2 separate regions of the Homo sapiens genome follow, and region 2 is linked to region 1. Evidence: chromatin loops called from intact Hi-C (ENCODE). Cell type or tissue: ascending aorta. All regions are shown on one strand. Links, peaks and the distances in the headings refer to the core of each region. The heading gives the core; the rest is flanking DNA.

Region 1 (15,485 bases), core at 598-4,597:
ACCCCATATCCCTCCAGTTCCCCCCAACTCCCCTAACCCCGGGCCACCACTAATCTACTTTCTGTTTCTATGTATTGGTCTATTTTGGATATTTTATTTAAATGGAATTACACAACATGTGGTCTTTTGTGACTGGCTTCTTTCACTTAGCATCATATTTTCAAGGTTTATTAAATGTTGCATGTGCAGAGGGGGCACTTTACATAAGGATAAACCTGGGAGTGGGTGCGTACTGATTTTGAAACTTCACTCCAAAATTGTAAAAGGGAAATGATTGATTTCAAATAGAGGAAAAACCTGTTCAAGCTAAAATCCTCCGTTTTCACCAGTTTGTAATGTGGGGTTTTATTGCGAAGAATGGCAAGGTTTTTATACATATTTTCTGCAAATTCTCCCTGTGTTTGGGAACAGTCACAGAATGTGGAGGTATGGGCTTCTGGACTCTGTGGCTGGAGATTCGAGTCCAGGAGAACTCAAGTCTCAGGGTAGGCAGAGAATAACAGTGCAAGAGTGCCAATGGAACCCTTTGAAATGGAAAATTTAAAATGTTCCCTCCCAAAGGAGTCCCAGATAACCACACAAAAGAGGAGTTTGCTGAGTCAGTCCGTCGCGATTCTCCAATAGGATGCAGACAGACTGGGAAAGAAGAAAGTTTATTTCTGCAACCGATTACATGGAGAAGGGCCAAGTAACTCACCAGACCAACTCAAAGTTACAAGTTTTTTTCTAGTGTTTATAGACATCTTAAGGTCCACGGTATGTGTGGGACTGCACCTACAAGCAGAAGTGTTGCATTCAATCAACATCTAATCTTTAACTAGGGCCTAGGGTCTGGAAAGATTTCTCTAGAGTCTTGGAAAGTTTCTGAATCTTAAGACAGGCTGAGGTGAATGTGTAAGAATGCTATTATTATTCGATCAGACTTTAGGATCTGAGAAGACCAAGGCAGGGTCTTAATGGGTTCGTTTTCGCATTCCATCCCTGATACTCAGGCACCAGTTTCTCCATTTCTTCAACGTTTAACTTATGCATTCATCAAAATTATAGTAAAGGGTTAGTGGAAACTGTTCTGGTTGCTAATGGAAACCTGGCCTGCCACACTGTGATCGGAACTAAAGCCCACTACAGAACACTGAAAATGCCTGCAAAACACTGACTTTACTGACAAGTCAATTAAATTACAGAAAAGCAAGTTCACCTCCCTGCCCGCTCTGTCCTCCGGAATTGCTAGGTAGAAACGTGCACATTGTCCTAGGTTCAGTTTTGCAAAGACGGAGTCCGTCAGAGAAAGCATTTGTTTGATTTCATGCATTTGTGTTTCCTTTGTCCATTTCCTTTATATTTATTTATTTGTTTATTTATTTTTTTGAGACGGAGTTTCGATCCTCTCGCCCAGGCTGGAGTGCAATATCGCGATCTCGGCTCACTGCAACCTCCCCCTCCCGGGTTCAAACGATTCTCCTGCCTCAGCCTCCCAAGTAGCTACGATTACAGGCATGTGCCACCACGCCCGGCTAATTTTTGTTTTTTTAGTAGAGACGGAGTTTCACCATGTTGCCCAGGATGGTCTCGAACTCCAGAGCTCAGGCAATCCACCCGCCTCGGCCTCCCAAAGTGCTGGGATTACAGGCGTGAGCCACTGCGCCCGGCCTATTTTATTTTAAGACGGAGTCTCACTCGGTCGCCCAGGCTGGAGCGCAGGGGCGCGATCTCGGCTCACTGCAACCTCCGCCTCCCGGGTTCAAGCGATTCTTGTGCCTCTGACTCCTGAGTAGCCGGGATTACAGGCGCCCGCCACCACGCCTGGCTAATTTTTGTATTTTTAGTACAGACGGAGGTTTCGTCATGTTGGCGGCCGGACTGGTCTCGAACTCCTGACCTCAAGTAATCCGCCCGCCTCGGCCTCCCAAAGTGCTGGAACTACAGGCGTGAGCCACCGCGCCCGGCCCCATTTCCTTTTATTTTATTCTTTTCAGACGGAGTTTCGGTCTTGCCGCCCAGGCTGGAGGGGAGTGGCGCGATCTCGGCTCACTGCAATCTCCACCTCCCGGGTTCAAACGATTCTCCTGCATCAGCCTCCGGAGTAGATGGGATTACAGGCGCACGCCACCACGCCCGGCTACATTTCCTTTATTTTATTTTTTATAATTTACTAACCTGGTTTTTTTTTTTTTTTTTTTTTTTTGAGACGGAGTCTCGCTCTGTCGCTCAGGCTGGAGTGCATTGGCGCGATCTCTGCTCACTGCAAGCTCCTCCTCCCGGGTTCACGCCATTCTCCTGCCTCAGCCTCTCCGAGTAGCTGGGACTACAGGCGCCCGCCACCACGCCCGGCTAATTTTTTGTATTTTCAGTAGAGACGGGGTTTCACCGTGGTCTCGATCTCCTGACCTCGTGATCCGCCCGCATCCGCCTCCCAAAGTGTTGGGATTACAAGCTTGAGCCACCGCGCCTGGCACTAGCCTGTTTTTTGATAACAAGACTGGCGGTGCACAAAGTTGGGTCTCTGTGTTCACCGGGAGGTGGGCATTGGCCAGGTGGGACGGTCTCCAGCGCCTGGTGCAAATCTCCACCAAAGTGCAGGAAACAGCATCAACTATTACTGCAAAGTTTTGGTTTGGCGCAGCGGGTAGACGTTCCAGCGCTGAAATGCGCAAGAAAGTTTTTGCTGCGCATGTAGGCGGGTCAGGCCCAAGCGCTTCTTATTGGCTAATGTGGAGCGAACCTGCACATCCATTGACTGAAAGCTCCGTCTATTTGAGGCTAACCGAGAGCGTCCCTTCCTTTTGTGTTGCCTGGAAACAGACTGTCCGCCTACTAACATCTGATCGCGTTTCCCATTGGTCGCCGTTTCCGGAAGCCCGCCCTCCCGTTTCCGGAAGCCCGGCACAGGCTGGGTCTGCAGATGGCGTCCGAGTGCACAGTGGCCAGTGTGATTCCGCAGTCTTGGGCTGTTCGGCCAAGCGCCCACCGGACGTGGGACGCTGGAGGGTCAGCAGCGTGGAGTCCTGGCCTTCAGCGTCCGCGGCTGGGAAATCGGCCATCGCCACGGCGGGAACTAGGACTGGCTGCGTCCCGGCCCTTCCCCATCCGTCCACCGGACTCGTGGGCGCCCGCACTGACTGTGATGTAGTTTCCTGACCTCTGACACGTATTGTCTCAAGATTAAAGGTAAAAACGGGACTTTTTCAGCCCACTCGGGTAAAATGCCCTTTTATTTCTAGGCAGGTGTTTTGTTGCAGAACGCCTCGAAGGGAGGGAGTGATCAGTAGGTTGAAGTTTATTAAATAAAATACATTACTAGTTTATATTATGTTTATAATAAAGCACCCCAACCTTTAAAAAAAATCTCACTTTTTGCCAGTTGTATTATTTAGTGGACTGTCTCTGATAAGGACAGCCAGTTAAAATGGCATTTTGTTGTTGTTGCTAATCAAACCAATTTTTAGTTTTGGTGGTTGTCCTAACAGCAGCAACTTCTCAGGCTTTATGAAATCATATTTGTTTTCTTTTTTTTTTTTTTTGAGACAGAGTCTCGCTCTGTCGCCCAGGCTGGAGTGCAGTGGCGTGATCTCGAGTCACTGCAAGCTCTGTCTCCTGGGTTCACGCCATTCTCCTGCCTCAGCCTCCCGAGTAGCTGGGACTACAGGCGCCCGCCACCACGTCCCGCTAATTTTTTGTATTTGTAGTAGAGACGGGGTTTCACTGTGTTAGTCAGGATGGTCTCTATCTCCTGACCTCGTGATCCTCCCGCCTCTGCCTCCCAAAGTGCAGGGATTACAGGTGTGAGCCACCGCGCCCAGCTTATAAAATCATATTTCTTGTGGAAAATTTCTGTGAAAGGCACAGCGAGTTAGTTTGGAATTGTTTTAAAGGAAGTAAGTTCCTGGTTTTGATATCTTAGTAGTAGTATTTTCCCCAATGTCTTTGAAATCTAATTTTTGGGGCACGTATGTAGAGTAACTTTTGTGAAAGAAACAACCAGTTAAGGAGGTTTTGGGATTTCCTTTATGAACTATAATGCTGGTTTAGATTTTTTTTTTTTTTTGAGACGGAGTTTCGCTCTTGTTGCCCAGGCTGGAGTGCAATGGTGTGATCTTGGCTCACTGCAACCTCCGCCTCACGGGTTCAAGCTATTCTCCTGCCTCAGCCTCATGAGTAGCTGGGATTATAGGCATGCACCATCATGCCTGGCTAATTTTGTATTTTTAGTAGAGATTGGGTTTCTTCATGTTGGTCAAGCTGGTTTCGAACTCCCGAGCTTGGGTGATCCGCCCGCCTGGGCCTCCCAAAGTGCTGGGATTACAGGTGTGCTCCACTGCAGCCGGCATATATATATATATATATATATATAATAAAAATGGTAATGACACTATCTCCTAAATCCTTTAAAATGTTAATTGGTGGATCTCTGACTTTTGTAGTATTTATTTCATAGTGTGAATGAGACACCTATAGGCGGCAGGTCTCTATCTTCATGAAGTGTGAAGATTTGGTGCTTTATAAAATAGCCCCCACATTGTTCATAGGCCTTATTCTTGATTCTCAGCTCCCCTCTGCTTCTGACATTGTTACTAAAATTAAGCTATGTTTTTGTGGTTATGTGAGAGCTGTGGAAATGTCCAGCATTAGCCACTAATGTTTCTCCTTGATATTTCTCCATATCTTAATACTGACCCTCAATCCGTTACTCAGATGGGTGTCCTTTTCCTGGATGTCTGGAAACTAAGACCGGCTATCCCTCTGACCTCCCTGCTGAACAACCATTTTTTTCCTCTCTCTCTTCTCTTGTCTACACTTGAGTTGGTAACCTCAGCTCTTTCATGAGCAGCCTTGATTCCTTTGACTCCCTCTAACTCAGAGTTTATTTTATTTATTTATGTTTTTTTGAGACGGAGTCTCGCTCTGTCACCCAGGCTGGAGTGTAGTGGTGTGATCTCAGCTCACTGCAAGCTCCGCCTCCTGGGGTCACGCCATTCTCCTGCCTCAGCCTCTCCCAGTAGCTGGGACTACAGGCACCCGCCACCACGCCCAGCTAATTTTTTGTATTTTCAGTAGAGATGGGGTTTCACCGTGGTCTCGATCTCCTGACTTCGTAATCCACCCGCCTCGGCCTCCCAAAGTGCTGGGATTACAAGTGTAAACCACCGCACCCGGCCATAACTCTGAGTTTATTACCTGCAGTTCCATCAGCCAAGTTTAGGGCCCATGAGAAGGGCCCATGAATGAAATTTTCACATACCTCTAGCCAAAATATAGTGTTTCCTTCCATCTTGAATACAGGCTGTAGAGCCCTTGGGTATGGGGCATTATTAGCAGTCAGACCACAGCAGTTTTTATGTCATCTGACAGCATCTCCAAATAGCCTTCATGGTTGTCACTGCTTCCCAATGACAATTCCAAATAACAGTTCCCAGTGATGATGTGCTACTTGCTATTGTTACTTAATGTGTTAAAGTGGCTGTTACAGACACTATTACTATGTCAGGAATTACACCAAAATTTAGTAGCTCAAACCATCATTTTATTATGTTTGTGGATTCTCATGCTTATAGTCAGGATTTCAGACATGGCACAAGGGTAGCCCACTTGTCTCTGTTCCGTGATGTCTGGCCTCAGCACAGAAGACTCAACAGCTGGGGTCTGGAACCATCTGGAGGCTTGTTCCTTCACATCTGATACCTGGCTTGGGATGTTGGAAGAGGGGGCTCAGCTGGGACTGAGTCCCTACATGTAGTGTTTCCATATGGCCTTGACTTCCTTACAGCCTGGTGTGGGGAAAAGAAAGAGGGATCAGACTGTTACTGTGTTTGTGTAGAAAGAAGTAGACATAAGAGACTCCATTTTGTTCTGTACTAAGAAAAATTATTCTGCCTTGAGATGCTGTTAATCTGTAACCCTACCCCCAACCCTGTGCTCACAGAAACGTACTCTGTTGGCTCAAGGTTTAATGGATTTAGGGCTATGCAGGATGTGCTTTGTTAAACAAATGCTTGAAGGCAGCATGCTTGTTAAAAGTCATCACCACTCCCTAATCTCAAGTACCCAGAGACACAAAACACTGTGTAAGGCCGCAGGGATCTCTGCCTAGGAAAGCCAGGTATTGTCCAAGGTTTCTCCCCTTGTGATGGTCTGGAATATGGCCCCGTGGGAAGGAAAAGACCTGACGTTCCCCCAGCCCGACACCTGTAAAGGGTCCGTGGTGAGGAGGATTAGTAAAAGAGGAGGGCCTCTGCACTTCAGATAAGAGGAAGGCATCTGTCTCCTGCTCGTCCCTGGGCAATGGAATGTCTCTGTGTAAAACCCGATTAACTGCTCTTTAATGCACCAAGATTTTTATGTATGTGCACATCAAAGCACAGCACCTTTTTCTTAACCTTGTTTATGACACAGAGATATTCACATGTTTTCCTGCTGACCCTCTCCCCACTATTACCCTATTGTCCTGCCACATCCCCCTCTCTGAGATGGTAGAGATAATGATCAATAAATACTGAGGGAACTCAGAGACCAGTGCCAGCATGGGTCCTCTGTATGCTGAGCGCCAGTCCCCTGGGCCCACTTTTCTTTCTCTATACTTTGTCTCTGTGTCTCTTTCTTTTCTCAGTTTCCCGTCCCACCCGACAAGAAACACCCTCAGGTGTGGAGGGGCAGGCCATCCCTTTCACCTGGCAGCCTCAGGGTAGTCAGAATTCTTAGGAGGCACAGGGCTCCAGGTCAGATGCTGAGTGATCTTTTATGAGGTAGCACAGCAAATCCACCCAGGATCGGGGAGAGAGGACATCGATTCTGCCTCTCAAAGGGAGGAGTGGCAAGAAATGTTGAGCCATTTTTTAAAACTACCACAGCAACATGCCTATTAATATGTCAGAAAAAATTAAAGCATCCTGATAGCTGCATTTCTAAGTAATTGGTCTCCTTTGAAATTCTGTGAATTGTGTTTTTGGTAGTATATGGCATTATTCTGAGGAGGGGTCAAAGACTCTCCCGTATGTTAGAACGGTCCTGCACAGAACAGGCTAACCCCCACCCACGTCCCCCAGTGTTTGAAATGCATAGTGTTTGCTGTGGTTTATTGGTCAGGGCAGGAGTTTCTCATTTAAATTGGCCTGTAACTTTTTTTTTGGTCTGATTTCCTTCTGTTTGTGCTGATATTCTCACCTCAATAGGAATCAGGAGCTTCTTTTGCTGTTCTTCTGTTTTGGATGCATTGGAAGGTAAGTTTCCTTGTGAACCATATTTTGGACTCATTTTGTAGGCTTTGCCAAATGGCCTTTTTACGCTCCCATTTTGCATTTTCTTTGGATATTCTCATAGATTCTCAGGGATATTTTCATATTTTACTATTCATGAATTTAGAAGTGTGTTTACTTTCCTGAGTTTTCATTTTCTTCTTTTTCTTCCGTTGTATGTAATTTACAGAGCAAATACCCACCAGAGAGAATACCGTAAGGGATGTGGAAAGTGAGTTTCTTTGCGCTTATCCAGTGATTGATTTTCAGTCAATGAGCATTCAGTATATGCCTGGGACTCTGGCTTTATTTATTAGCTTTCTGATGCTGAACCCATCAGTGAACTACTCTGTATATTTGATTCATCATGAAATGGTGACACCCAGGGTGGCTGATTTCCAGGTTTACATCAGTTGCCCCAGGGGAAGTGCCTGGCCCTTGTCTGGTTGTTGCTGCTCTAACTTTGCCCTGTTAATTGAAGAAATGCAGCTGTAAACACTTCCTGGGGTGTTGCTGGCATTTACTGTCCTCACAGTTTACAGGGAAGCCCATATTTTCAGCCTCTTCCTCTGCTTTCTGCCATTTCTAAACCATCTCACCCGATCTGGTGTAATCTTCATTGTGTGTGAGTTTGCACAGATGTAATTTGGGCCTACATGTGTCCAAAGCCTAATGCCCACCTCCCACCTCCACGAAAATCTGGAGCTCAGGACCCACTACCCTCCCCCACCCACTGCAAGCTTGAACATTTGATGGTGGAAACCCCGCCCTGAGTTTGTATTATGGTGGGTTCTCTTGGGTCTTGTTCTCTGTGGGTCTGTCCTGCGTTATAGTGTGTGGAGCCGGGGGGATTTTCACTGTGTTCCTAAAGGAGGGTCACAAGGAGTTGTTGGGCAAACGGTCTGATATTTCCTTTTTTTTTTTGAAACAGAGTCTCACTCTGTTTCCCAGGCTGGAGTTCTGTGGCACCGTGTTGGCTCACTGCAACCTCCGTCTCCTGGGTTCAAGCAATTCTCTTGCCTCAGCCTCCAGAGTAGCTGGGATTACAGGTGCCCACCACCACGCCTGGCTAATTTTTTAATATTTTTAGTGGAGACGGGGTTTCATCGTGTTGGCCAGGCTGGTCTCGAACTCCTGACCTCAGGTGATCCGCCCGCCTAGGCCTCCCAGAGTGCTGGGATTACAGGTGGGCACCTGGCCAAGGGGCTGATATTTCTTAAGGGCTTTCCCCAAGAAGGAAGAAGCCAAACCTACTCAGGCAAATCTTGTTTATTTATTCTTCTAGGTCCAGATTTGGAACAAGTCTCTCTAGAGATTGAACAGGTAAGGCTCACCTTTCAATAGTTACACCAAGAAAGGCCTAGCTGATGACTTAAGCTATGGTTTTGGGCTGCACGAGAGTGGTCAGGTGGACAGTAGGGAAGTCTACATGTAACCCAAACGGAAAAGAGAAAAGGCCCCTGAGAAATCAGGGGAAAGTGCCACAGTGTCTCTTTCTTGATGATGTCACTGGCATGTGGGTTACCTTCCCACTGTGTCCCCCAAAGGACATGAGGCCACAAACTGAAGTGCCCATGAACAGAGGAGCTGTGGGGACGGTGGTTTGATCGCTCCGTTCAAATGCACACCCCGGTGCATGTGCATCTCTTCTGATGCAGGGCCCCAGTGGGTAAGCTCTGTGCTTCTCCACACAGTGGATCAGGAGTGGAAACATTCTGTCTGTTTAGCGCTTGATGGTTTGGTGGTGACCTCATGTCATGGTGATTAGAGCCAATGATCCTAACAGTTTAAAATTGTTGAGCTTGTGGGTAGGTATTTGGGAGATAGTATGTGTGTTACCTAGTGTTTGTCATCTGCAGTGGTTTTGTTACTTTTTGCATAAACTGCGGAGAACGTTTACTAACTGCAGATGATAGAGAAATCACCAGTCACTCTAAAATCCTCCCATTTCTTGGTCTAGAGCTGCGCCTGGAACCCGCCGCAGGGAGGAGACCTGAAGACCAGAGGAAACACAGCAAGTAGGCCCTTTAAACCACTCACCTGTGTTGTCTTCTAATTTATTCTGTTTTATTTTGTTTCCATCATTTTAAGGGGTTAAAATCATCTTGTTCAGACCTCAGCATATAAAATGACCCATCTGTAGACCTCAGGCTCCAACCATACCCCAAGAGTTGTCTGGTTTTTTTAAAATTACTGCCAGGTTTCAACTGCAGATATCCCTGGAAGGAATATTCCAGATTCCCTGAGTAGTTTCCAGGTTAAAGTCTTATAGGCTTCTTCTGTTTTGAGGAGGAGTTCCTGTCAGAGAAAAACCTGATTTTGGATTTTTAGCTTTAATGCTTGTGAAACGCTATAAAAAATAATATTCTACCCCTAACATTAAAGTACTGTTAGTGAGAAATTAAAATTCCTTCAGGAGGATTAAACTGCCATTTCAGTTACCCTAATTCCAAACGTTTTGGTTGTTAGAATTTTCTTTAATGTTCATGAAGAAGTGTTTTATATTTTCCATCAAGATTGAACCTCTCTCTCTTTTTTTTTTTTTTAGACAGAGTCTCGCTCTGTTGCCCAGGCTGGAGTGTAGTATGGCGATCTCTGCTCACTGCAAGCTCTGCCTTCCGGGTTCACACCATTCTCCCACCTCAGCCCCTGGAGTAGTTGGGACTACAGGCTCATGCTACCACACCTGGTTAATTTTGTTTTTGTGTTTTTAGTAGAAACGGGGTTTCACCGTGTTGGCCAGGATGGTCTGGATCTCCTGACCTCGTGATCTGCCCACCTCAGCCTCTCAAAGTGCTGGGATTACAGGCCTGAGCCACTGTGCCCGGCTGTTTTTTCATTTCTATTATGATTTGTTCTGTGGAATGTCAGTGACTTAGCGGTATGTTTTTCACATTTTTATAAAGCTGAATAGTTCTGTATGTCAGCTCAGCACCCCTAGTGTCAGCCATGCTACTCTCCTGCTGTGCATAGATGGGGGCCCGTCCACACCCGAATCTCCTGGGTTCCCGCTGTCAGCACCCGAAGGTACCCACCAGATGTGTCTGTCGCTTCCCTCCATCCACCTCTATTGTGGTTCTCATGTTTCTGCCTCCCTAGAGACCATTTCTCTCCAGAGCAGTGCTTTCCAATAGAAATACAATGCCAGACACATACGTCATTTTAGATTTTCTAGTAGTCACTTTAGAAAAGTTAAAAAGAAACAGGTGAAATTAATGTTTTATTTCACCTAAAATGTTAGCATTATCCAAAATATCACTTCAACATCTTATCAAAATAAAAATTATTAATGAAATCATTTACTTTTTTTTTTTTTGAGACAGGGTCTTGCTTTGTTGCCCAGGCTGGAATGCAGTGGCACCAGCATAGCTCACTGCAGTCTCAAACTCCTGGGCTCAAGAGATCCTCCTACCTCAGCCTTCCAGGTAGTTTGGACTACAGGCACACACCACCATGCCATGCTAATTTTTTTTTTTTAAAGGCTGGGTCTCACTCTGTCAGCCGGGCTGGAGTGCAGTAGCACAATCTTGACTCACTGCAGCCTCGATATCTGGGGCCGAAATGATCCTCCCACCTCAGCCTCCCAAGTAGCTGGGACCACAAACATGTGCCACCACGCCTGAATAATTTTTGTATTTTTTTGTTAAGACAGGGTTTCAGCATGTTGTCCAGGCTGGTCTTGAACTCCAGAGCTCAAGTGATCCACCCACCTTGGCCTCCCAAAGTGCTGGGATTACACGCGTGAGCCACTGCACTTGGCCTGATTTTTTTTTTCTGAAGAGATGAGGTCTTGCTATGTTGCCCAGACCGGTCTCAAATTCCTGGCTCAAGCAGTCCTCCTGTCTTGGCCTTCCAAAGTGCTGGGATTACAGATGTGAGCCACCACACTGGCCCATTCTTTCTTTTATACTGAGTATTCAGAATTTTTTTAAAATGTGTTTTCCACTTACAGCATTTCTCAGGTTGGACTAGCCATCTTTCAAGTGCTCAGCAGCCACATGTGGCAAGTGCCTGCCTTATTGGACAGCACAGCTCTGGAGGGTGATTTTATGTACATCCCCACTGCTCTCTCTGCCTCCTTTATTCCCATCTACCCCACACCCCTGCAGTCTGTGACTATCGTGTCCCTCCTCTCTTCCTGTCTCTTGTAATCCTTTAATATGGAGAATTATTTCCAATTCCTTAACATCCTGCCTGATTTTTTTCTGTCTTACATTCAAGGGTCACAGTTTTCCTCTCACCCTCATTTCAGTCTTTTCCCATAACATGTGACGTGCCTTTTTGTCTTGGTTGGGTATTTATTTGCAATACAAGAATGATTGTTTTCTTTGATACATTAGTGACTCACATACTTTTCATGTTTTTTGAGTACCTCTTTCTTGAAAGAATTTCAAATTCTAAAGTTAAATTAGAAAGCTTTTTTTTTTTTTTTTTTTTTGAGTTGTAGTCTCGCTCTGTCGCCCAGACTGGAGTGCAGTGGCGTGATCTCATCTCACTACAAACTCTGCCTTCCAGATTCAAGTGATTCTCCTGCCTCAGCCTCCCGAGTACCCGGGATTACAGATGTGCACCACCATGCCTGGCTAATTTTTGTCTTTTTAGTAGAGCCAGAGTTTTGCCATTTTGGCTAGCCTGGTCTTGAACTCTTGACCTCAAGTGATCTGCCCGCCTCAGCCTCCCAAAGTGCTGGGATTACAAGGGTGGGCCACCATGCACAACCTAGACAGCTTATTTTATTTTATTATTATAATTTTTTTTTTTTCGAGATGAAGTCTTGCTCTGTCTCCCAGGCTGGAGTACAATGGCAGGTCTCGGATCCCTGCAACCTCTGCCTCCTGGGTCCAAGCAGTTCTCCCTGCCTCAGCCTCTCGAGTAGCTGGGATTACAGGTGCCCACCACCATGCCCAGCTAATTTTTGTATTTTTAGTAGAGACAGAGTTTCACCATGTTGGCCAGGCTGGTTTTGAACTCCTGACCTCAGGTGATCCGCCCACCTCGGCCTCCCAAAATGCTGGTATTACAGGCATGAGCCATTTTCCCTGGCCAGGAAACTTATTTCAAAAGGTGTGTATAGAGCCCCTTATGTTTCTACTTGATTTTTAAATGACAGGTCTATATGTTTTAGGATGTAATATCTCACTGTGTGTTGCTTTGCATCATTGAACATTTTTGGTAATTATTTTTATTTTCTATATATTTTAGAGATTTCATTAAACTAATACGGAATTTCATATTCAGGGGCAGGCATAGTGGCTCATACCTGTTTTCCCAGCACTTTGGGAGGCCGAGGCGGGCAGATCACCTGAGGTCAGGGGTTTGAGACCATCCTGGCCAACATGGCAAAACCCCGTCTCTACTAAAAATACAAAATTATTCGTGTAGTGGTGCAGGCCTGTAATCCCAGCTACTTGGGAGGCTGAGGCAGGAGAATCGCTTGAACCCGGAGGCAGAGGTTGCAGTGAGCCGTGATCTTGCCACTTCACTCCAGCCTGGCCCACAGAGCAAAACTCCTCAAAAAAAAAAAAAAAAAATCATACTCGCTCGTATCAAAAATGAAAATTTATTTTTACAAATTTCTATGTGAGTGATAGAATTATTTTAATGTCAGAAAGGTTCATAAGAAATGGGTGTAGTGATTGTGTTCTTTCCTGTGCTCGAATGGAAAATGATGAGGGAACACAATGTTAGAGTTGCAGTGAGAAGGGGCGGAAAGACCAGGTGCGGTGGCTCATGCCTGTAATCTCAGCACTTTGGGAGGCCAAGGCGGGCGGATCACCTGAGGTCAGGAGTTCAAGACCAGCCTGACCAACACGGAGAAACCCCATCTTTACTAAAAATACAAATTAGCTGGGTGTGGTGGTGCATGCGTGTAACCCCAGCTATTTGGGAGACTGAGACAGGAGAATCACTTGAACTGGGAGGTGGAGCCTGCAGTAAGCCAAGATCGCACCATTGCACTCCAGCCTGGTTAACAAAAGCAAAACTCTGTCTCAAAAAAAGAAAAAAAGAGAAAGGGTGGAAAAGAGGGATTCCAGAGTGCCAGGCACACAGATTTTCTGGAAGGTTTACATGAGGACTGCTGTGGTTTGAATGTGTTCCCCAAAGTTCATGTGTTGGAAACTCAACCCCTAATGCAACAGTGTTGATCAGTGGAACCTTTAAGAGGTGATTAGGTCATGAAGGCTCTGCCCTCATGAATGGATGAAGGTAGGGTGGGTTAGTTATCTTGGGAGGGGGTTCCTGATAAAAGGATGAGGTTGGCTTCCTCCCTTTCTGTCTTTCCCCTTCTCCCTCTCACATGTGGTCACTCTCTTGCCCTTTTACCTTCCAGCATAGGACAACACAGCGAGACCTTCACCAGATGCAGGCCCCTCACTTTCCCAGTGTTCAGAACCATAAACCAAGTGAACCCTTATAAATCACCCAGTCTGTGGTATTCTGTTATAGCAACACAAACAGACTAAGACAGGGACACTCAGTGAGCTCTTCTCTCTACTTGATGGAGCACTCCCTGCGTGGTGCCTTGTATTTGTAGACATGATGCTGTAAATGCTCTTTGAGTGTCTCGAAGGCTTTTATGTTTGAGGAGTTTACAGAGAAGCCCGTACAGGGTTCAGGTCCATTCTGTTGCTTCTTTGCTCCTTAGTTCCTCCCCTAATCTGATGTTAAATTAGATCATAGTGTGGTCCTTGGACCAATAGTATCAGTAGCACCTGAAAATCATGCTGGAAATACAGATTCACAGGCTGCTCCCCAGAATACTGAAGAAGAAACTCTAGGAGTGAGACCCAACAATCTGTGTTTAACAAGTCCCCAGGTGAGTCTGATGCACAAAGAAACGTGAGCTGCTGTATTAGATGGTGTTGAGTTCATGCCACCGAATCACTGACACACACATCTGCTCACTGCTTGCTCTTCGCACAGGCCCCTGGATCCTCCTGGAATCCCTGATCCCTGTTGCTCCCTTGCGGAGTTTTCTAGTCCCTCTTATTTGAAGCATGTCTTTCAGAGCCTCGCACCACCCAGCTTGGGTATCTGGTGAATTCTGTGGTCTGCATGTCCATGTTTTTGACATTCTGGGAAGGGTGGCCCAGGCTGTGATTTGCCATCTACTGCTGCAGGCTATGGATGGTATTCAGAAGGGAGGGGAGATGCTGTGTGCGTGTTCTGAAGGGTTTCCCACTAAATGGAGAGACTGACTCTCTCCATAAGTATTTGATTTTTACTTTATCTCCTCGTTGACTTCACAGTGTAAGTGCAGTTTGTCTCTACTGGGTGATGCATGCAGATAAATGTTTATGTGAACATAAGAAGTCTGCATGTGTGGGTGAACTCTCCACATCATGTCATTTATTGTCCATCATTACGTATCTGTGGTGTCTAGCACATTCCTCTACCTTATTTTCTGTCATTGTACCTACTTCTACCTGAACACGTATTAAATATCTTATTAAAAATACACAAATATTATGTTTCCTCAGTGGTTTTTTCCCCCTCACATTGGGCCCTCCTCTTCAGTGGACTACAGTGTGGTACCTGCAGGTCTCAGGCCTTCTGGGAGGTTCCAGCTTTTCCTGGATGCTCTCTCTCTCTGGCCAGCTCAGGCTGGAGCAGTGGGTGTTGGTGCCATCCTGTGGCTATAGGTGATAAACCAGGTTGTGTTTTGACCCCTAGTCTTGAATCCTGGAGTTCTCACATGCGTGGATTTAAATGCTGTGTCTTTCTAAGGGCAGATTGTGCCCATTTTCCTTCTCTGCCTCTCAAGGGACTGTTTGCTGTGTTTATTGACTTACCATTAAAAAAAATCATATACATTGATGAATTAGATTGTACTCCATAAATTATATATGTTTGAAAAATAAAGAATATTTTTTCAATTTTTTTCTGATTTTTACCTATCTTTTAAATTGTATATATTTATGGGGTACAAAATGATGTTATGATTTTTCCATACAGTGTGGAATGTTTAAGTCAAATTATCCTATCCATTACCTCAAATACTTGACTTTTTTTGGTGATGAGAATGGTGTTTATCACTTTCACTCATCAGCTCCTGATGTCTTCCATGCTAGGGACAGGAAAGGCTCAACACTTGACTTTCCCTCCTGTTTTCTTAGCCACTGTCAACCCTTGAATGTACCCTCCAGGGTTGCCTGTCACCTTTTACACCTAGCCTGATCCTTGTGCACCCACTTTCCTCTCAGGGACTGTCCTTAGGGAGTGACTTTATGCACAGACTTAATGTGCTCTTCCTGC
Region 2 (15,485 bases), core at 9,284-13,283, 110 kb before region 1:
ACAAACCCCGTCTCTACTAAAAATACAAAATTAGCTGGGCATGGTGGCACATGCCTGTAATCCCAGCTACTAGGGAGTCTGAGGCAGGAGAATCGCTTGAACCTGGGAGGTGGAGGTTGTGGTGACCCGAGATGGCGCCACTGCACTCCAGTCTGGGCAACAAGAGCGAAACTCCGTCTCAAAAATAAATAATAAAATAAAATAAAATAAAATAAAATAAAATAAAATAAAATAATTAAACCCAAGGAAGAAATAGTGGAAAAACAGATAGGCTAAGAATGTGGTTATGTAAATTTTTGAAAAATAAATTGGCAGAACTCAGTAAAGTTTTTTTGTTTTTCAAGCAACACAGAAATAAAGGTCTCCTTGAAAGCAATGAAAAGACCCTGCTAAAACACAAAAGGTAGGCCAGGCACGGTGGCTCACGCCTCTAATCCCAGCACTTTGGGAGGCTGAGGTGGGTAGATCATGAGGTCAGGAGCTCGAGACCAGCCTGGCCAATATGGTGAAATCCTGTCTCTACTAAAAATACAAAAATTAGCCAGGCATGGTGGCGCGCGCCTGTAATCCCAGCTCCTCAAGAGGCTGAGGCAGAAGAATCGCTTGAACCCGGCAGATGGAGGTTGCAGTGAGCCGAGATCGTGCCACTACACTCCAGCCTGGGTGACAGAGCAAGATTCTGTCTCAAAAAAAAAAAAAAAAAAAAGCACAAAAGGTGGCAAAGACAAGTGAGCAACATAAAATGGAAATAAGGAGTTTCAAAAAGAAAATAGAAAAAAAGAATTTAATAAAAACATCTAATTAAAAAATCCTTGAAGTGGCAGTATAGAACTTTTATTGTTATTCACAGTATAAATTTAATAGTCTTAAACGATAGATATAAAGATTGGGTTAAAGAAGGTAATGTTATAAAGCCGCCACTAAAAGAACAAAAGAAAAAACAGAGGCCAGGCACGGTGGCTCACACCTGTAATCCCAGCACTTTGGGAAGCTGAGGCAGGCGGATCACCTGAGGTCAGGAGTTTGAGACCATCCTGCCCAACGTGGTGAAACCCCATCTCTACTAAAAATACAAAAATTAGCCGGGCATGGTGACACACACCTGTAATCCCAGCTACTCCAGAGGCTGACGCAGGAGAATCGCTTGAACCCGGAAGCCAGAGACTACCATAAGGCAAGATCATGCCATTGCACTCCAGCCTGGCAACAGAGCAAGACTCCGTCTCAAAAAAAAAAAAAAAAAATTATCTTTCCACTGCCATACAGAAGAAATGTACAAGGACTCCAAAGGATGACAGTAAAAGGAGGAGCAAAGGCCTATCTGGAATTGCCAAAGGAAAGGAAGCAAGAACCTCCACCTTAATATTTGAGCTGAATTCTCACCAAAAAAATTAAATATGACAAGGACACAATCTGAAATGAATCTCAGATGCCATTACTGTCACTGCACCAAATTACATAGCATCAAAATTTATAAACTATAGGAAACTATAGGAAAATAATAGCAAGAAATACATTGGTGGTGGGAAACTTTACATAATATCTCCCAGCTCCATTTGATAAAGTAGAAAAAAATCATTAATACTATGAAAGCCTCATAACTATATAAGATATCTTATAAGTTACCAATAAAATCTTATTGCTAAGATATCAAATTCTATATCCTGGAAACAGATTTCCTGTTTACACAGTGCCGGTGTAACATTCAGAAATGTTAAACATAAAATTTTCAAAACAAAAAACACAAAAACCTTTAATGTTATGCCACATGCAAATAATTCTCTCCATCTCTGCAATCCTAATTTTATTAAAAGTAGAATATTTTAAATGAAAGTCTTAACATGTAGAAATGAAAATGTGGTAAGTGGTCAATGAAGACTTGGTGCTTGGTGGGAAACAATATGTTACTAGAATTTCATTCTTTTTTTCTAGATTTTTAAATGTAATTGCATAAGGTAAATTACTTCTCTAAATTATTTTTGGTACTGTTTTGCTAGACTGTGTACCATTACTTCTGATATACAGTATTTTTTTGAGGTATTTTACTATTTTAGTTTTTAGACTTCTTTGACTTTGGACTGGGCTGCTGAATGAGAAAACAGTGCTTGCTTCACTTTTTTCCCAGTGATAAACTATTAGTCTACTGTTTTCATCTACTCTTTTTTTTCTTTTTTGAGACAGAGTTTCGCTCTTGTTGCCCCGGCTGGAGTGAAATGGTGTGAACTCACCGCAACCTCCACCTCCTGGGTTCAAGTGATTCTCCTGCCTCAGCCTACCAGTAGCTGGGATTACAGGCGCCCGCCTAATTTTTGTATTTTTAATAGAGACAGGGTTTCATCACGTTAGCCAGGCTGGTCTCAAACTCCCGACCTCAGGTGATCCACCCTCCTTGGCCTACCAAAGTGCTAGGATTATAGGCGTGAGCCACGGCACCCGGCCTCATCTACTCTTGAATACAGTTAGTGAATACATTTGACTTCTGAATCTATTTATTTCCAGTTCTTTTGGGCATTGAAGTTAACTCTGTAAACAAAATAAAACAAAAACCTGAAACAAGGTTGAGAATAATTTCTGATATTATCTGTTACTCAAAACTTTGGCATGAAAATCAACTGTAAAATCACATGATCTTTTCCATCATTTTTGACTGCGTTGGGGGTGTTGAATCAACATTTTAATTCCTTTAAGGGCTTCTGTATAATTTGTTCTTACCGAGTTGAAAATTTATTTCTTATAAAATTTCATCCTTTTGTTTAGGTTTTCATATATTTGCATGGTTTTTTTTTTTTTTTTTTTGAGATGGAGTTTCGCGCTTGTTTTCCAGGCTGGAGTACAATGACGCAATCTCAGCTCACTGCAACCTCCGCCACCTGAGTTCAGGCGATTCTCCTGCCTCAGCCTCCTGAGTAGCTGGGATTACAGGTATGTGCCACCATGCCCAGTTAATTTTTGCATTTTTAGTAGAGACAGGGTTTTACCACGTTGGTCAGGCTGGTCTCGAACTCCTGACTTCAGGTGATCCACTGGCCCTGGTCTCCCAAAGTGCTGGGATTACAGGCATGAGCCACCACGCCCAGCCCTATTTGCATGATTTTACATAATACTCACTCGTGATTGTTTGAATCTTAGGTATAGAAGTAACTATTACTCCTGTTTTCTAACATATTTTGATTATGTTTATCTTCACTCTTTTTTCTTGATCATTAATATGGAGAAGCAACTTGTGTTTCTGTCACATTTTTATCAACCATTTTTTGTTCTCTGTGACTCATGTCTTTGCTTTTCTTTTTTTAGTCCTCGTTCTTTTTTGTATTTTTTGACTCATTCTTTTTGTAACTTCTTCAGTTGAAACCATAACTGCTTTTTTCCCAAAATTTCTAAGATTCCTTAAAAGGCACTTAATCTATAGTTTTCCCCTCTATCTACAGTTTAGCTTTACCACACGAACTTTAAAATGTAGTACTTTATTAGCAGGGCACAGTGGCAGGTGCCTGTAATTCCAGCTAGGAGGGAGGCTGAGGCAGGAGAATCACTTGAACCCAGGAGGCAGAGGTTGCAGTGAACTGAGATCGTGCCACCGCACTCCAGCCTGGGCAACATAGTAAGATCTTGTCACAAAAAAAAAAAAAAAAAAAAGTAGTACTTTATTGAACTATTTTGCGTTGTGGTAAAATATACATAAAATTTGCCATTATAATTATTTTTAAGTGTCCAGTTCAGTGGCATTAAGTACATTCACATTTTGTGCAAGAGCCTTTCTGTTTTGTTTTGTTTTGGTTTTTGAGATGGAGTTTCACTCTTGTTGTCCAGGCTAGAACGCAATGGTGTAATCTCGGCTCACCGAAACCTCCACCTCCCGGGTTCAAGCAATTCTCCTGCCTCAGCCTCCAGAGTAGCTGGGATTACAGGCATGGGCCACCACGCCCAGCTAATTTTGTATTTTTGGTGGAGACAGGGTTTCACTATGTTGGTCAGGCCAGTCTCAAACTCCCGACCTCAGGTGATCTGCCCGCCTCGGCCTCCCAAAGTGCTGGGATTACAGGCATGAGCCACCGCACCCAGCCTTCAAGAGCCTTTTACTTATTTGTAATTTAATGCTCTTTGTCAGAAAACAATCAATATTATAGCAAAGATTTATATTTTTTATCTGCTTTGATCAATAAGCTTCTGAAAGTAGTGTGATAAAATGGCCAATATTGCATTTAATGATTTCTGTTCATTTTTACTTAAAATAGTTCAAAGATACATTATTAATTAAAAAAATGCTAATAATTTGTATAATTCTTTGTACATGATTCTTTTCATAAGGATGAACAACATGTTTTCATCCCTTTAGGTGATTTTCATCTTAAATCCCTTTTGATCTGTTCCTAAATTGCAGCCCTAGCTTTCTTTTGGCTCACTCTCTTATTTTTAAATGAGGACAAAAGCAGTCCTAACCTCTGAGAGTTAGCCTCGTACTATCAATTAAGCCTCAGTGTTGCTAGAAGCTAACCTGGCAAGGGCCAGCTAATTCATGGTGTTCTCCATGGTGCTACACAAAAACAATCTCTTAGAACACCAACAGCAAACAAGACCAATCTCTGACCATCATGGTGTAAGATGATACCAAGACCACTCTGTCGTTATATTTGAGCATAGACAAAAATCAGAACATTCTTCAAACCACAAAAGTGAATAAAAGTCTCCTTATTCTGCCTAATGCAAGAGACTGCTGCTTTTTTCTTTTGAGACAAAGTCTATCTCTTTCATCCAGGCTGGAGTGCAGTGGCATGCTCATAGCTAGGTGTAATCTCGAACTCTTAGGCTCAAGTGATCCTCCTGCCTCAGCCTCCCGAGCAGGTGGGTCTATAGGCACACAGCACCATGCCAGACTAATTGTTTTTCTTTTTTTTTTTTTTGAGACAGAGGCTCACTCTGTCACCCAGACTGGAGTGCAGTGGTGCAATCTCAGCTCCCTGCAACCTCTGCCTCCTAGGTTCAAGCGATTCTCCTGCCTCAGCCTCCTGAGTAGCTGGGATTACAGGCGTACGCCACCATGCCTGACAAATATTTTTTATTTTTAGTAGAGACGGGGCGTCACCATGTTGGCTAGGCTGGTCTCGAACTCCTGACCTCAGGCAATCTGCCTGCCTCAGCCTCCCAAAGTGCTGGGATTATAAGTGTGAGCTACCGCACCAGGCCCAAACTAATTTTTAATTTAATTAAATTTTTTTTTTGGTAGTGACAGGGAATCACTACATTGCCAGGGCTGGTCTTGAACTTCTGGCCTCAAGCCATCCTCCCACCCTGGCTTTCCAGTGTTGGGATTACAGGTGTGAACGACCGTGCCCAGCCAACTGCTGCTGCTTTACCAACTGTAACTTTAGCCTCAAGCTATCCTTCCTATCTTCTAGAATAAAATTATTAAGATACTCAATCCTAAAACTGCCCAAGAGCAACTAAAGTAGAGGTTCACTGAGGTGCAGATGAGACTCTCACCACGTGACTAGAACCCTGAAATGAAATTCCACTACTTCTAATATATCCAATAGAAAGAGAAGGCATGACAATATCCACTGCGATATTGTTCATAATAGTTTCTGTATTTTACCAAACAAACATTAAAACAGCAATGTACAAAAAAGTTAATCTGCTATGCCATTCTGAAATCAAGAGAAAAAAATTGTAGTTGTTTTCATTTGTATACAGAACTAAGCAATCAAAGAAAATGAATAAAGCAGGTTATCACTACCGGGAGACACAGGTAGATGGAAGGCAGAGGTGGGTGAACCACAGTCCCATCTCTTTCACCATAATACTTTTCAATATATTGCTTTTCATATATTTCTAACTTTTGAACTAGGTATATGCATTGCCTATTCAAAAGATTAAACTATTCCTAATAAATTATCACAATATCTTCAGATGGATAAGAAATAACAATACACCCAGGCCGGGCATGGTGTCTCACACCTGTAATCCCAGCACTTTGGGAGGCCGAAGCAGGTGGATCACCTGAGGGTCAGGAGTTCGAGACCAGCGTGGCCCAGATGGTGAAACACCATCTCTACTAAAAATACAAAAATTAGCCAGGCGTGGTGGCTCGCACCTGTAATCTCAGCTACTCAGGAGGCTGGGGCAGGAGAATTGCTTGAACCTGGATGGCAGAGGTTGCAGTGAGCGGAGATCATGCCATTGCACTCCAGCCTAGGCAACAAGAGCAAAACTCCATCAATAAATAAATAAATAAATAAATAATTTAAAAAATAACATTACATCCATGAAATAAGAACGGGATGGCAATAAAAAAAAATTTAGGAAACAGGCTGGGAACAGTGGCTCATGCCTGTAATCCCAGCACTTTGGGAGGCTGAGGTGGGCAGATCACCTGAGATCAGGAGTTCGAGATCAGCCTGATCAACACGGAGAAACCCCGTCTCTACTAAAAATACAAAATTAGCCGAACGAGGTGGCACATGCCTGTAGTCCCAGCTATTTGAGAGGCTGAGGCAGGAGAATCTCTTGAACCCAGGAGGCGGAGGTTGCAGTGAGCCGAGATCATGCCATTGTACTCCAGCCTGGGCAATGAGAGCAAAACTCTGTTTCAAAAAAAAAAAAAAAAATTTTAGGAAACAAACTAGAGTTTTTAAAAATTAAAACATTAAGTTAAAATGTGGATAGTGGTAATGAGAAGCTCAATAGAAGGGCTGGAAGGCAAAAGGTGTCAAAGTTACCCAGAATGGATAGCAGGAAATACATAGAAAATAGTAGAGAAAAGAAATGGAGAAGCAACATCTGAAAAACAAGTTTCAGAAAGAAAACAGAGAAAACATTTGTGTTTGAGGAGGTGGTTTAGGAAGAAATGAAAAAATGCTTTCAAAATCTCAAACAAAAGTCACTTCTAACAAGGAATTCTATTTGCAGCCAAAACATCAATATAGCGTGATGACAAAATCAACAACAGTTTTCCTTGACAGTGCACCTCTCCACTGTCACACAGGTGGCCTCCAGAGACGGAGACATTACCCACGTGTTCATTCTTGACAGGAAGATCAAGTTTTCTTTCAGGAGCACCAAGTCTAGAGTCCAGCTGGTTCCTAAGGCCTGTCTGCCTCTGCCCTAAGGCTGTGGTGACAGATTAGAGCTATCTACTCTTGGACTGAAATTCCACCCCTTGGGACTCCTCCTCCTCACCTCATAGGAGCTGCCATGATCCTCTGGAGCCAGGGCTGAGGATTTCTGGGGTGAGGTCCAACTAGCTGGCATGGCCACACTGGATCTCAACCCTTTTTGTCTAGGGTGCCTGAAGTTTAGTGGTCATCTGTGAACTCAGCAGAGCTGCTCCGAAGAGGTGGGCTGGAGTCTGGAGGAAGGTCTGGCCCAGGGACTCCCCAGAGACACCCAAGAACCTAGAAAAACAATGTCCACGTAGTCATTCAACATTCACTACATAAACACTTCCTGGATACACCAAGGTGCAGGTCCCTGCGCTAGAAACCAGAGCAGTGGTTCCCAAACGTAGGTATGCATTCAAGTCACCTGGAGGGCTTGTTAAAACATAGTTTAAAATTCTCAACTTCACCCCTTCGATGGGTCTAAGGTAGGCCCTAAGAATTTTATTTTCTAATAAGTGCCCAGGAAATGCTGATGCTGCTGGTACAAGAACCACACTTTCAGAACTGTGGAGAACAGTGCTGAAATATGGGAAAAGCCATGAAATTTAGAGTAACATTACTGCAGATTTGAACTGCAGCTGTACCACTTTTCAACAATGAGAATATAAAGAAGTTACTCAGATTTTGTTTCAGAAATAAGGATGAAAATGCCTGTGTCACAGTTACTAAGATTAAATGAGATTATGCTTTTAAAGTACTCAATGCCTCCCTGCCATGCAAGAATCACGCAATAAATATCAGCAATTACCATGCACTATATTAAAACGTAATACAGAAAACCATGTCATCAAAACAAGTAAGATAATAAACATATCAGACAATGTTGATCTATATATGAAATAAAAATGATATGCGATTGAGTGTGCACACGGCATTCATTGTATACATATCCCCAATTGGTGCATGCAATTGGCCATGCATCTGGAATAAAACAAACTAGATCTCCACCTCACACAATATTTTTTTCTTTTAAGATGGGGTCTCGCTCTGTGGCCAGGCTGGAGTGCAGTGACACAACCTCATCTCACTGCAACCTCCACCTCCAGAGTTCAAGTGATTCTACTGCCTCAGCCTCCCAAGTAGCTGGGACTACAGGCATGCGACACCACGCCCAGCTAATTTTTGTATTTTTAGTAGAGTCAGGGTTTCACCATGTTGGCTGGGATGATCTTGATCTCCTGACCTTGTGATCCGCCTGCCTCGGCCTCCCAAAGTGCTGGGATTACAGGCGTGAGCCACCGCGCCCAACCCACCTCACACTATTAAGTAGACAAATTCCAGGAGCACTAAACATTTAAATACATGCATTTTTTAAAACCCCTAAGGATATTAAAATAATTTTCAGACTATATATTTGTATAGCATTGTGGTGGGGTGATAAGGATCTTATTACACATGACAGGAAACCCAGAAGCTATAACAGAAAAAAACAGGTATTTCTGATTATGTTTCCTAATTATATGTTTAAATAAACCATAAAATTCGACATAAAGATATATAAGAAATTTTTTCAATATGTGATGATAGCTTGCTTGTAATGTTAACTCTAAGCAATCACTAAGCAAAAAAGGCCAAAAAAAAAAATAAAAGAAACTGGAAAAGGTATGAAAATTCAGAGAAAAGGAAGCAAATGGCAATTAACAAAAAGATACCAACTTAACTAAAAGAAAAACGCGTCAGAACAATTAGAGAGAAATTTTCCTTAGAATCATAAAAGCTTTAAAAAAGTAACAGACCAAGCACAATGGATCACTTGAGGCCAGGAGTTCGAGACCAGCCTGGCCAACATGGCGAAACGCTGTCTCTACTAAAAATACAAAAATTAGCCAGGCGTGGTGGCGGGCACTTGAAATCCCAGCTACTCAAGAGGCTAAGACAGGAGAATAGCTTGAACCAGGGAAGCAGAGGTTGCAATGAGCGGAGATCACGGCATTGCACTCCAGCCTGGGCGACAGAGCAAGACTCTGTCTCAAAAAAAAAAGTGACAACATCCACTGTTGGAAAGCATTTAGGCAAATTGCTTTTATAAATTATTGGTTGAAGCTTGAATTGCTATAATGTCTTTTGAGCTATTTAGTCATATCTATTTTTTTATTTTTTTGAGATGGAGTTTCACTCTTGTCGCCCCGGCTGGAGTGCAATGGCATGATCTTGGCTCACTGCGACCTCCGCCTCCCAGGTTCAAGTGATTCTTCTGCCTCAGCCTCCCGAGTAGTTGGGATTACAGGCACCCACCACCACACCCAGCTAATTTTTGTATTTTTGGTTAGAGGTGTTTTTCCATGTTGGCCAGGCTGGTCTCGAACTCCTGACCTCAGGTGATCTGCCCACCTTGGCCACCCAAAGTGCTGGGATTACAGGCGTGAGCCACCAGGCCCGGTCAGTCATATCTAGCAATACACTCAACTGATCCCAATAATATAGTTTTAAATATATAAAGCAGAAACAGAAGAAAGGACAGGTGGACAAATAACTTTTCCAATGTGAGTAGTTTACCTTCCTCAACAAAATAATCTGTGAGGAGATACATAATATATATAACATATGATTAATATCCATAACAATACAAATTAGAGAACATATTACACTCTTTTCATGTAATAGATGTGACATTTATGAAAAATGAGGAAGAACTAGGCCATAAAGCAATTGTTCAACTGAAGCATCACCTACAGACACTAATTGAAACATAAAGTGCACTTCTTTTTTTTTTTTTTTTTTTTGGTGCTCTGTGGCCCAGGCTGGAGTGCAGTGGCAAGATCTGGGCTCACCGCAAGCTCCGCCTCCCGGGTTCACGCCATTCTCCTGCCTCAGCCTCCAGAGTAGCTGGGACTACAGGCGCCCGCCACCACGCCCGGCTAATTTTTTGTATTTTTAGTAGAGACGGGGTTTCACCGTGTTAGCAAGGATGGTCTCGATCTCCTGACCTCATGATCCGCCCGCCTGGGTCTCCCAAAGTGCTGGGATTACAGGTTTGAGCCACCGCGCCCGGCCATAAAGTGCACTTCTAAACAGCTCATGGGTCAAAGAAAAACAATTACTGAAAAAAATTTTTAAACACTTAGATTTGAACAATACGAAACTGCTACACATCAAAACTTGTTAATCTTTATATTACAGGCTGAAATGGAAAGAACTGAACTTTCAACTCAGGTCAGAAAGCAAGCTGATCACAGTCCTCACCGACCACCATAGCTGACCCTACAGGCCCTCAGTCACTGACCACAGACTCCCGTCACTGACCCCCAAACCCCAATCACTCATCCCAAAGAGCCCCATCAATGACCCGAGAAATCCCTGTCACAGACAACCATCAACGGACGTCACAGACCCCCATCACCATGCCCCGAAACCACCATCACTAATTCCACAGACAACTCCTCTATTACTGACTTCACAGAATCCCTAATTGCAACCAACCAAAATCGTCACAGAGACCTCTCGGCATTAAAACGTGAAAATAGTCCTGACGCCAGCGGCGAAATAGCCTTCGGGGACCACTTCCACTTCCGGTCCGACTTCTAGCACCTCCCCTTATGGACTGTTGATATTGCGCATGCTCTAAATTAACTTGGAAGCCAATTTCAGCCCACAGTCAACAGGGAGCACACACATATTTAGAGACATCGTGCAGTTTCCGTAATCGGCGCTCACGGGCAGAGAATATAACCGCGCCCTTATGGTGTTTATTTGTGTGGGTCGCCATCTTTGATGCGTATCGATTCCGTACAGTGGAGGAGTCCGCCTCCTGGAGTGTTGACTAGAGTAAGGCAAGGATTTTCACATAGAATGCAAGACTGTAACCAGTGTGACCACGCTTGTACCCAAGAAGAAGTTCCTGAAGATAGGATCTGGAGCTTTATGTTTTTTTTTGTTTGTTTGTTTGTTTTGAGACAGAGTCTTGTTCTGTCGCCCAGGCTGGAGTGCAGTGGCGCCATCTCGGCTCACTGCAACCTCTGCCTCCCAGGTTCAAGCGATTCTCCTGCCTCTGCCTCCCGAGTAGCTGGGATTACAGGCAAGCGCCACCACACCCAGCTAATTTTTTTGTATTTTTAGTAGAGACGCAGTTTCACGTCTCTACTGGTCACGCTGGTCTCGAACTCCTGACCTCAAATGATCCACCCACCACGGCCTCCCAAAATGCTGGGGTTATAGGCGTGAGCCACCGCCTCCGGCTGTTATATTTACAATACCTAAGTTACCCCTTGGTTACGGCACACTGCAGAAAACAACGATTTACTAGGAGAAACCATGGGGGAACTAGGAAGCCAGGGATCCTGAGAGAAATAAGGGAGATAAGAGGAGGCATCAGGATGGTACAATCTATTTTTTGGAGACACCACTCAGGAGAAGGGTGGACTGGGATCTGAGTTCACTCCTGGGTGAAACCACTAGGCAAGACGGAGTTATGTCACAGTAGGTAGTATCCTGCAGGAAGGGAGGTACAATTTTTAGTAGTTGAAAACACATTAGGAAATAGGGTAGAAGTTGGGTTAGTACAATCCTCTTCTAGGAGATACCATGGAAGAGGGGTTAGAAGTCTAAGCATCCCCTTTGAAACGGCTGGTAGAAGGCTTTGGGAGGTATAGATATTTTAATCCCCTTAATCTCCATCAGCATCCACCCTAGCTAACTCAAGCACAACTATAGTAAGCAGCAACAATAAAAATAATAATAGTCTTGGCTGGTCGTGGTGGTTCATGCCTGTAATCCCAGCACTTTGGGAGGCCGAGGCGGGCACATCACCTTAGGTGGGGAGTTCGAGACCAGCCTGACCAACATGGTGAAACCCCGTCTCTACTAAAAATACAAAATTAGCTGGGCATGGTGGTGTGTGCCTATAATCCCAGCTACTTGGGGGGCTGAGGCAGGAGAATCGCTTGAACCCAGAAGGCGGAGGTTGCAGTGAGCCGAGATCATGCCATTGCACTCTAGCCTGGGCAACAAGAGCAAAACTCCATCTCAAAACAACAACAACAACAACAACAGCACAATAATAATAATAACAGTCTTTAATATGGCCAACGTGTGACTAAAAACACCTGAAGAAAATCTTGCTTTTTTTTTTTTTTTTTTTTTGAGACAGAGTCTCACTCTGTCACCCAGGCTGGAGTGTAATGGCACAATCATGGCTCACTGCAACCTTGACTGCCCAGGCTCAAAAGCAATCCCAGCTGGGCGCAGTGGCTCATGCCTGTAATCCCAACGCATTGGGAGGCCGAGGCAGGTGGATCATGAGGTCAAGAGATCGAGACCATCCTAGCCAACATGGTGAAACCCTGCCTCTACTAAAAATACAAAAATTAGCTGGGTGTGGTGGCGTGCGCCTGTAGTACCAGCTACTTGGGAGGCTGAGGCAGTAGAATCACTTGAACCCAGGAGGTGGAGGTTGCAGGGAGCTGAGATGGAGCCACTGCACTCCAGCCTGGTGACAGAGTGAGACTCCAAAGAACTGGGATTACAGGCGTGAGCCTCCGAGCCCGGCCAGGGAGTTTTGTTTTTTTTTTTTTTTGATTGCAAAGAGATGTTGAATTTTGTCAAATGCTTTTTCTGTTTCTATTGAGATGACCATATGATTTTTGTCCTTCATTCTGTCAATGTGATGTATTGCACATACTAATCTGCATATGTTAAACCATCTTTGCTTCCCTGGGATAAGTCCCACTTGATCATTGTGTATCTTTTTGACATGCTATTGGATTTGGTTTGCTAGTATTTTGTTGAGGATTTTTGCATCTGCGTTTATCAGGGATCTTGGCCTGTAGTTTTCTCTTTCTTCTGTCTTTGCCTGGTTTTAGTATGAGGATGGTGCTGGCCTCACAGAATCAGTTTGGAAAAATTCCTTCCCCTTCAATTTTTTTGGATTAGTTTGAGAAATATTAGAATTTGTTCTCCCTTAAAAGTTTGGTAGAATCAAATCCAAGAAGGGGATGATGAGAACCTCTAATTTTCAGGCAAACTGGGCAGTTGTTGGTAATCAGGTGACCTAGTAGTTGTCATTGGCATCTGAAGAGGTGGGCAGTCTTGTGGGACTGAGCAATTAAACTGTAAGGTCTGTGCTAACTCAGGTTAGTGTCAGAATTGAATTCAATTGTAGGACACCCATGTAGGGAGGGCTGGAGAAGTGGTGTCAGAAAAACTCCACATATTTTGTGTTAAAAACGAAACATTCTGGAAGTATTGAGTGTTGTGAGAGTATATATTTTTAAAACCAGTTTGTTTTTCCTATGCAACTGTATAAAAAGACATATCAAGTCTCACTCCCCCCACCACCCCAATCACTATAGGTTATCACTATAGGTATTGTTTCTGGTTCACGTTTCCAATACTTCTTTTTTCCTATCTTTTCTTTTTTTAGTGAATATAAACAAATGCTTATATCTAATCTAATTTCCTTTTCTTTTTTAGACGAACTATATGTTACACTGTTCTATACTTTCCATTTTTTATATATTCCAGAGTTAATGTCATTCCGTAGAGAGCTTCGTTTTTTTTTTTTTCTGCTGTGTGTGTATGGGCTGCATAAAACTTTATGATGTGACTGTGGTGATTTGAGCTGCTACCTTTATCAAATACTAAGCATCTATGTGGATGTTAATTTCTTTTTTTTTTGAGATGAAGTCTCACTCTGTCACCAGGCTGTAGCGCAGTGGCACAATCTCAGCTCACTGCAACCTCTGCCTCCCAGGTTCAAGCGATTCTCCTGCCTCAGCCTCCCGAGTAGCTGGGACTACAGGCGCGTGCCACCACACCCAGCTAATTTTTGTATTTTTAGTAGAGACGGGGTTTCATCATGTTGGCCAGGATGGTCTCGATCTCTTCACCTCATGATTCACCCGCCTTGGCCTCCCAAAGTGCTGGGATTACAGGTGTGAGCCACCGTGCCTGGCCGGGATGTTAATTTCTTTCTTTCTTTCTTTTTTTGAGACGGAGTTTTGCTCCTGTTGCCCAGGCTGGAGTGCAGTGGCTTAATCTCGGCTCACTGCAACCTCCGCCTCCCAGGTTCAAGCAATTCTCCTGCCTCAGCCTCCTGAGTAGCTGGGATGACAGGCGCATGCCACCATGCCCAGCTTATTTTTTGTATTTTTAGTAGAGATGGGGTTTCATCATGTTGGCCAGGCTGGTCTCGAACTCCTGACCTCAGGTGATCCACCCACCTCGGCCACCCAAAGGGCTGGGCGTGAGCCACCGCGCCCGGCCATGGATGTTTATTTCTCCATTTCCCATCCTCCTCCCTTTGTCTGTCTCTCTAACCACACACAAATAGCACACTGTTTTAAGTATAGAGGCTTTATCATGTACCTCATATAACTTCATGTAACTTCAATTCTACTTTCTGTCTCTATGAATACACCTATTCTAGGCACCTCATATAAGTGGATTCATACAATATTTGTCCTTTTGGTCTGGCTTATCTCACTCCGCATAGTGTTGAAAAAGAAAATAAATGGCTTTTATCTGAGGAATGCAAGCCTTCTTTATGTGATCAAGCCCAGAGAGGGGTTGGGATGACACAGCTGTTGTGGTGGCTCATGCCTGTAATCCCAGCACTTTGGGAGGCCTCGGTGGGAGGATTACTTGAGGCCCGGAGTTTGAAACTAGACTGGGCAACATAACTAAACCCTCTCTCTATAAATTTTTTTTTCAATTAGCCAGGTGTGGTGGTGTACACCAATAGTCCCAGCTACTCAGAAGGCCTAGGCGGAAGGATGCTTAAGTCCAGGAGTATGAGGCTGCAGTGAGCTGTGATCATACCTCTGCATTCCAGCCTGGGAGACAGAGCAAGACCTTGTCTCTAAAAAAAAAAAAAAAAAAAAAAAATGCTGGGTGCAGTGGCTCACACCTGTAATCCCAGTACTTCGGGAGGCCAAGGCAGGCAGATCACTTGAGGTCAGGAGTTCAAGACCAGCCTAGCCAACATGATGAAACCCTGTCTCTACTTAAAAAAAAAAAAAAAAAAAAAAAAAAAAAGGAAAGAAAAATTAGCCGGGCATGGTGGTGGGTGCCTGTAATCTCAGCTACTAGGGAGGCTGAGGCAGGAGAATCACTTGAACCCAGGAGGCAGACGTTGCAGTGAGCCGAGATCCCACCACTGCACTCCAGCTTGGGCAACAGAGGGAGACCCCATCTCAAAATAAATAAATAAAAATTAAAAAAATAAATTAAAAATTAAAAAAAAGAAATGAGTTTTTTCTGCTCTAAAATCAAAAGTTTGCAAGCTGCATTCCTTTCTGGAGGCTCTGGAGAATTTGTTTTTTTTCATTTTCCAAGTTGGAGAAGCTGCCTGCATTCCTCAGCTCATGGGCTCCTTTCATCTTTACACCCAAT

What was found. Hi-C counts contacts between places; a loop is a spot of excess contacts. Peaks named below come from ENCODE experiments on the same cell type or tissue, not always from the same donor. Only the 100,000 strongest peaks of a DNase experiment are listed, where the experiment ranks them.
Region 2: a loop joins it to region 1, with 4 times the contacts of the local background. A loop is called at or near these places in 8 of 110 quality-filtered maps.

Annotation. Positions count from the first base shown.
Region 1 is chr19:37,315,019-37,330,503 of GRCh38, forward strand. It overlaps a transcript of ZNF875 not described here. Among named protein-coding and RNA genes, the nearest start is that of ZNF875, 12 kb to the right of the region's middle. RefSeq lists a silencer at 2,626-2,725 and enhancers at 2,906-3,115, 3,227-4,124, 5,197-5,845, 5,846-6,494. In ascending aorta, for the core only: CTCF peaks have their summits at 2,882 and 3,084; DNase peaks (open chromatin) are centred at 1,902 and 2,823; H3K4me3 peaks cover 3,172 bases; H3K27ac peaks cover 1,584 bases.
Region 2 is chr19:37,199,864-37,215,348 of GRCh38, forward strand. It overlaps ZNF585B (zinc finger protein 585B), which reads right to left and starts at 10,673. Exons shown (of 5, transcript NM_152279.4): 1 at 10,578-10,673; 2 at 7,177-7,391. The coding sequence starts at 7,248. In ascending aorta, for the core only: no CTCF peak of the experiment used is centred there; a DNase peak (open chromatin) is centred at 10,808; H3K4me3 peaks cover 1,614 bases; H3K27ac peaks cover 1,468 bases.